Linked DNA regions of Homo sapiens: region 1 is linked to region 2. Evidence: read pairs that join two places in POLR2A ChIA-PET (ENCODE). Cell type or tissue: GM12878. All regions are shown on one strand. Links, peaks and the distances in the headings refer to the core of each region. The heading gives the core; the rest is flanking DNA. Region 1 has its middle 23 kb from the start of TRD-AS1. Region 2 overlaps TRD-AS1 (TRD antisense RNA 1).

Evidence for each region. Peaks named below come from ENCODE experiments on the same cell type or tissue, not always from the same donor. Only the 100,000 strongest peaks of a DNase experiment are listed, where the experiment ranks them.
Region 1: POLR2A ChIA-PET joins it to region 2 with 19 read pairs; 5 of 35 experiments call an interaction of 5 or more read pairs at or near these places.

Annotation. Positions count from the first base shown.
Region 1 is chr14:22,504,630-22,507,546 of GRCh38, reverse strand. It overlaps TRA, TRAJ36 and TRAJ35. Among named protein-coding and RNA genes, the nearest start is that of TRD-AS1, 23 kb to the right of the region's middle. In GM12878, for the core only: no CTCF peak of the experiment used is centred there; a DNase peak (open chromatin) is centred at 1,574; H3K4me3 peaks cover 1,199 bases; H3K27ac peaks cover 2,405 bases.
Region 2 is chr14:22,382,464-22,385,380 of GRCh38, reverse strand. The region is part of intron 2 of TRD-AS1 (TRD antisense RNA 1); the gene reads left to right. It also overlaps TRA. Among named protein-coding and RNA genes, the nearest start is that of TRD-AS1, 99 kb to the left of the region's middle. RefSeq lists an enhancer at 1,018-1,727. In GM12878, for the core only: no CTCF peak of the experiment used is centred there; DNase peaks (open chromatin) are centred at 702 and 1,570; H3K4me3 peaks cover 978 bases; H3K27ac peaks cover 2,500 bases.

The DNA.
Region 1 (2,917 bases), core at 148-2,647, 120 kb before region 2:
TCAAACAGTCAGTTTTTGTTTCAGTCAAGTTTCATGTTCTGAAAATGCCTATGGCCTGTGCTTATTATGTTTTCAATGCATTAAGTGACAGCTCAAGACAGTTCACTGTAAGAAAATAGGGAATCTCAAGCTCTAATCCCAGTTATGATTTTTTTTTGGTTTGACTTAAATTATTTAACTTGTCTGTGTGTCAGCTTTTCTGTCTGTGACATATGTTTGATGATGTATGATCCTGTTTACCTTATTAGAGAACGTTGTGAAGATAAAAGGGCTGGGGATGGTGCAGTGGGTTACAGCATTGAAATGCATTGTGAATGATGTGGGGAAAATATGATGGTTCAAGTCAAGATATTATTAACATGAATAGTAGGGACTATGCTAGCTGAAGTTTATTGTCAAAATGATAACCACAAAACTTTCTTAGTAAAAACTGAAGGAGAATATATCTGTCTTGTGTGTTTTTCCACAAGAAAGTTAGTGGAAATAACCACTTAATCTGCCAGAAGAGACAGGCATGGAAAAGGTCAGCTGGATTCTGAAGTCTGACTGCCAGGGGAGAAGAAGAAATGACTGTCCTCCCACAGCAGTGAGTGAACATAGATTAGGTTCCCACGACATGCTAATGCCCTTGGCTGTTGGCAGCATTAAATGGAACCAGTTAAAATTATCTTGAAAAATGAATTTGACCATCTTAATGGTCAAACTGGCTGTGTAGGTAGACCCAGAGACTGTTTCTCCTCAGTGACTGGAAAATGGGTGTGTGTGTGTGTGTGTGCATAAGAAGAACTGTTCTATATGATTTACGGACATAACAGCCCACAGAAATGAGAAAAGATATACTTACGTGGTAAAACAATCACTTGAGTGCCGGACCCGCAATGCAGCACATTCCCAAAGCCTATCCACAATGGCTCATTCTTTTACAAAAACCTTGTCATCTCTTCATAACCACATGTTTTGTGTCTCAAGGTGGAAGCTAAAGCTTCTCAGGCAAGAGAGAGGATTCAGACGCACATCTCATGAATGCCATGGTATTCCTTATTTCGTGTCAGCCCCTCCTTCCTGAGGCTTTTCCTCATCCTGGGCCCAGCTCCAGCCTTCATGCAGGCAGTCTGTGTCCCTTGGTGGCCACCTCTACCTCTGCAGCGGCTCTGCTGGGGCCAACCCTCAGCAAAGATTCCCTCAGGGCCCTGAGCCATTTGAGGATCACTCAAGGAGCTAGGAAAGTCCTCAGAAATACAGCTGATGGTTACAGAGGCAGGCAGCAGTGTGCGTGGGGGTGCCGGTGCTGGGCATGGGCATAGCAGTCAGGAATTCAAAGGAGAGAGCAGGGATTTACATACAGGAGTTGGAGATGGAAGGAAAAGGATCTAGAGAGGAAGGGTCTGAAAACAAAGGCAAGAAGGGTAGACACACACTAACAATGGATGTCAAAATTAGTCACGCTTTGCTTGGTGAGCACACACAAGTTCTAGGGGAAAGAAATTTTCCTGGCTGTGTCAGTTGCCCTGACCTATTTAGTACTCCTGTGACAACCTCTTAGGTGCAGCTGAGACGTCCCACACTACAAGCAGAGACCACGTCCCTGTCTTATTTCTGTCTCAAAGAGCCATCTGACCAAATGTTCTACACGAGGGGGTAGGAACAGCAGCCACAAAAAGATACTCAGAATCTGTTTCTCTCTTCCTAATTAGGCTGTCAATCTGTTTAGCTAATAAGTCGTATAAAGTGTCTTCATCCCTTCTAAGGAAAGGAGTCATATAAATGCAAACTAGCAGCAGCAATAAGTCAAATGGCTTGCTGGGCATCTTTTCTTCGTGTGAAGAGATGCTGTTTAGTAGAAAGGGAAACTTTCTGTGTGGAGAGGAGACAGACTGGGAAAAAGCACAACAGCATTTGTTTTTATTAGGCTGAGTCTATACAGCACAAAGTGAAACAGATTTGGCAATTATTTAGGTAATGTGCCATTCAATTCATGCAATTTTGAGCACAAAGAAGTTTTCTCAAGGAAGTCCCTAAATATCTGCATCAGCTACCAACATTAATCAAAGTAACTGGACAATTGGGCTGTATAGACACAAACTAATAAATGCACCCTGAGATGGTTCTTTGGAAAGGCTTATATTTTATAAATCTAACATTAAAACTAGCCCAATATTTGTAATCACTGTCTTCATTTTGGCACTGCAATTAACAGTTCCCAATTTTTCTTACAACATGTCTTACATTTAGAGCCGCAAAGGTAAGGGTGACCTTCTCCCTAGAGAGTTTTATCAGTTTAACACATGGAAGCTCATTTAGAAATTCATTAGGTGTCTGGGATGTGAGAACTTGTCATTACAGACTAAGAGCTTTTTTGTCAAGAGGTAAGGACTTACAGGGAATAACGGTGAGTCTCGTTCCAGTCCCAAAGAAGAGGTTGTTTGCCCCAGTTTGACACAGTGTTTCTGCCCAGTACAAAAACGCTTTCCTACTAAGCCAAATTTTCTTCATCTCCTTCCTCCTTCTTTAACTTATTTATTTTATATTTTTAAATATATATTTTTAGAGACAGGATCTTACTTTGTTGTCCAGGCTGGAGTGCAGTGGTGTGTTCTTGGCTCACTGTAACCTTGACCTCCTGGGCACAAGTGATCCTCCTGCCTCAACCTCTTCAGTAGCTAGGATGACAGGTGCATGCTACCATGCCTGGCTATTTTTAAAAAAATTTTATTTATTTATTTTTTGTAGAGATGGGGGTCTCACTGTGTTGCCCAGGGTGGTCTTGAACTCCTGGCCTCAAGTGATCCTCCTGCCTCAGCCTTCCAAAATGCTGAGATTACAGGTGAGAGACACTGCTCCCAGCTTCCTTCTTCTTTTTTTGAGATGGAGTCTCACTCTGTCGCGCACGCTGGAGTGCAGTGGCGCGATCTCAGCA
Region 2 (2,917 bases), core at 230-2,729:
GTGGTCTTTTCTTTCAGTCAGAAGAACTTTAGACCCTCCTGGTTTTCCCCCTCCTCTCCCTTGGGCCTACTTTTTTCTTAGCAAACCACAAGAAATAAGGGTCCATAGTAGGCATTGCCCAGGGCTTGGTTTCTTTGCCAGTCCTGTAGTTGGACATTTATATTCTGGAGACAGAGGCTTCCGGGGAGCAGTTGGTATCAGATGATTTATACATTTCTGTGAGTGCTGAGACACAAGATCCAGCTGCTTGTTGGCTTAGCTGTGTCGTAGAGTTGGGCTGGATTACCTTGGTCTTATTCATAGTGCCTGGACAAACAGGCAACCCTCCATACACTATCAGCTCCAGGTCTTGGAACCAAAGTGAAGCCAAAGATCAGAGTCTGTGTCTTCCTTCCCTCTCTCTTCATTTCTGGAAACATCACAAGAAAGAAGAGAAATTCTGCTCAATTTCATGGGATTGTGAGGGTGTTGTCATTTGGAGTCTAATGTGGATCAGTGGGAACCACAGCCCGTGAGCTTCCCACATCTCCCTTGATCCCCCGTCATGTCATGTCTTCTCTGAGCTTAACTGAGTTTAACCCCCAACTTGCAAGCCAGGAACTGGGGAACGGAATTTAATTTTCCTTGTGCATCTACTGCATGCCTTCAACTTCCCCACAACACTGACTCATATAACTTTCACAGCCAACCAAGGTATGTATTACGTTCTCGTTTTATGAACAAAGAGGACCTAGGAGGTTAAGTAACGTTCGCAAAGTTTTAGAGCTAATTGTGCTAGAGATAGAACTTGAATCTAGATATAAAGTTCTGACAATTTCTATGACCATATACAGCGAAAAGGAAGGAGTAGGCCAATTCTCCTTCTTCCTCTACCTACCACTGTCTTTGTGAAAGGGTCAAGCAATGCTGGGAGGGAGGAGATTCCTTAGCTGTGTCCTTTCCCAGTAGCTCCACTCCCCAGGCCTCCACCACATGTCATGAATCTAATCACTCCAGTGGTCAGCTTCAACTTTCAGCAGGTGCTGGGATTTGGCCAGGGCTTGCCCTGGTAGTCATGTGAAGGGAACAGCCCAGTCACTGTCACATCCTTAGCAGCCCGCTGTCACTCCCAGTGTCCTTAGGGCCAGAACTGACCAGCATCCCAGAAATTCCTGAGCTGAATCTTGTTCCCAGGGACTACTGAACCCCTGAGAAGGAGGGTGGGGGAGAGCCAGATACCCCCACCCACCACTGTGCTTTATCCTCTGACAGGCTGGACCCGAGTGAGGAAGATCAGTGGCAGGAGTGACCTCCAGCCAGACTCCTTCTGCCCTTCACTTTCCCACAATGGGAGGGTGGACCCGCTTGCTCTGGGCCAGTTTCTCATGGGCTTCTCTGAAGCAGGTACTTGCCGATGTGGGAATCCCCATACTCTCAGGGGACCCTGAGATGTTGGGGACTTCCACCCCTCAGAAGAGGGAGGTGATAAAGTTGGCTGGGACCTGCAGGCTCGTCAGCCTCAACTACGTAACAAGTGGCAGGGCTTGCCTGCTTGTGAGAGGCTCTGTTGTCTTTGGAACAAGTTGAAGGAATTGACATTAATATTTTTGAAGTAAACATAGGCCCTGGAACTCAAGGCACAGGCCAAGCACCCCTCAGGTAAAGCTGGGGCCAAGGTGAAACAAGCAGATGCAGGAAGTGCAGCAGACGAGTGGCCAGAGGACAGGTGTAAACCCCAGAGAACTGGTCAGGACTGACTGCAGAGAGGGTGGCAGACACCGTCACTTCTGGCACAGGCTCAAAGGGGTTTGCAAAGAAAGAAAAAGGAAGAAGTGTTAAGACAGTCTGACGGGTGATGAGTGTTCTATTAGGGTGGGATTTTTGCATGTGGGAGAGGACTTCTGATTGGTTTTCAAGTAAACTTTTCAATCTTTGATTCGTTTACTATGTATTGGTAATACATGGGGATTTTCCAGGCTGGGTAGGCCCATACGAGTTTTCCAGTTTTCACTGAATTTGAAAATATGGTCGTCTGCTTTGGGTCTGAGTCTCACATAAGCAATTCTCAACCCCAACTCTGCCTTCTAATCTTAGGTCTTGGGCAAGACTGTTAACCTTTCTGGGCCTCAATTTCCTTGTCTATAAAAGAAAAGGGTTAAACTATGTGATCATCTGGAAACCAACTCTAGGTGCTGAGAAGGCAGAGGTCCCTTCCAGGTGGCCCACCCCTTCCTCGTCCCCTGCAGTCCTCAGGCAGCAGGCTGCCCTTCTGCAATCAGTTTACTTCTGGAAGCTGCTGTAGATACTCAGCCTAATTGGATTTTCCGTGTGTAAAGATGTGAGTAGAGTCACAGAGAGGTTTCCTCCAGGCTCTGAAGGCCTCCAGGATCACTCTGGATGACAAATAGAATTTAATCAGTTGATCAGTGTGCCTAAATCCTCTTGTCATGGTGGTGATGTTTGCAGTTCAATTTCATTTTTATAGAATAAGGGATTCAGTGATTTGGTGAGAAAGGGAGGTGTTTCTTTTGTAACCATGATATTGCCATATTATTTAGCCCCGATTTGAGTGTGGTTCTCTGTTGAGCACCATCCCCAGTGCATTAAATGGAAAGAAACTTCTCTCTTGAAGCTTCCAGTCTGAATCAGCAAGGTGGTTCTCATATGAAAGGTAGACAGATATACAGGCTAGTGCAAAAACACCAAAAAGTTAAACCTGCCTTCCCATGAAGTTGCCATATCTTTGACATTGTGAACAAGCACCAGCAGACAAGTGAGCAAGGAATTAACCATGAGAGTAACATTCCTGTCCCAAATTCAGAGCCATTAATGGTTCAGGAATAGGTCTAGGAGTGCCGAGGTCCTTAGCTGGCACCATCAGCCTACTCCTCTCCCTGATGGATGTGAATAGAGGAAGGAAGGAGAGATTCTTTAATAG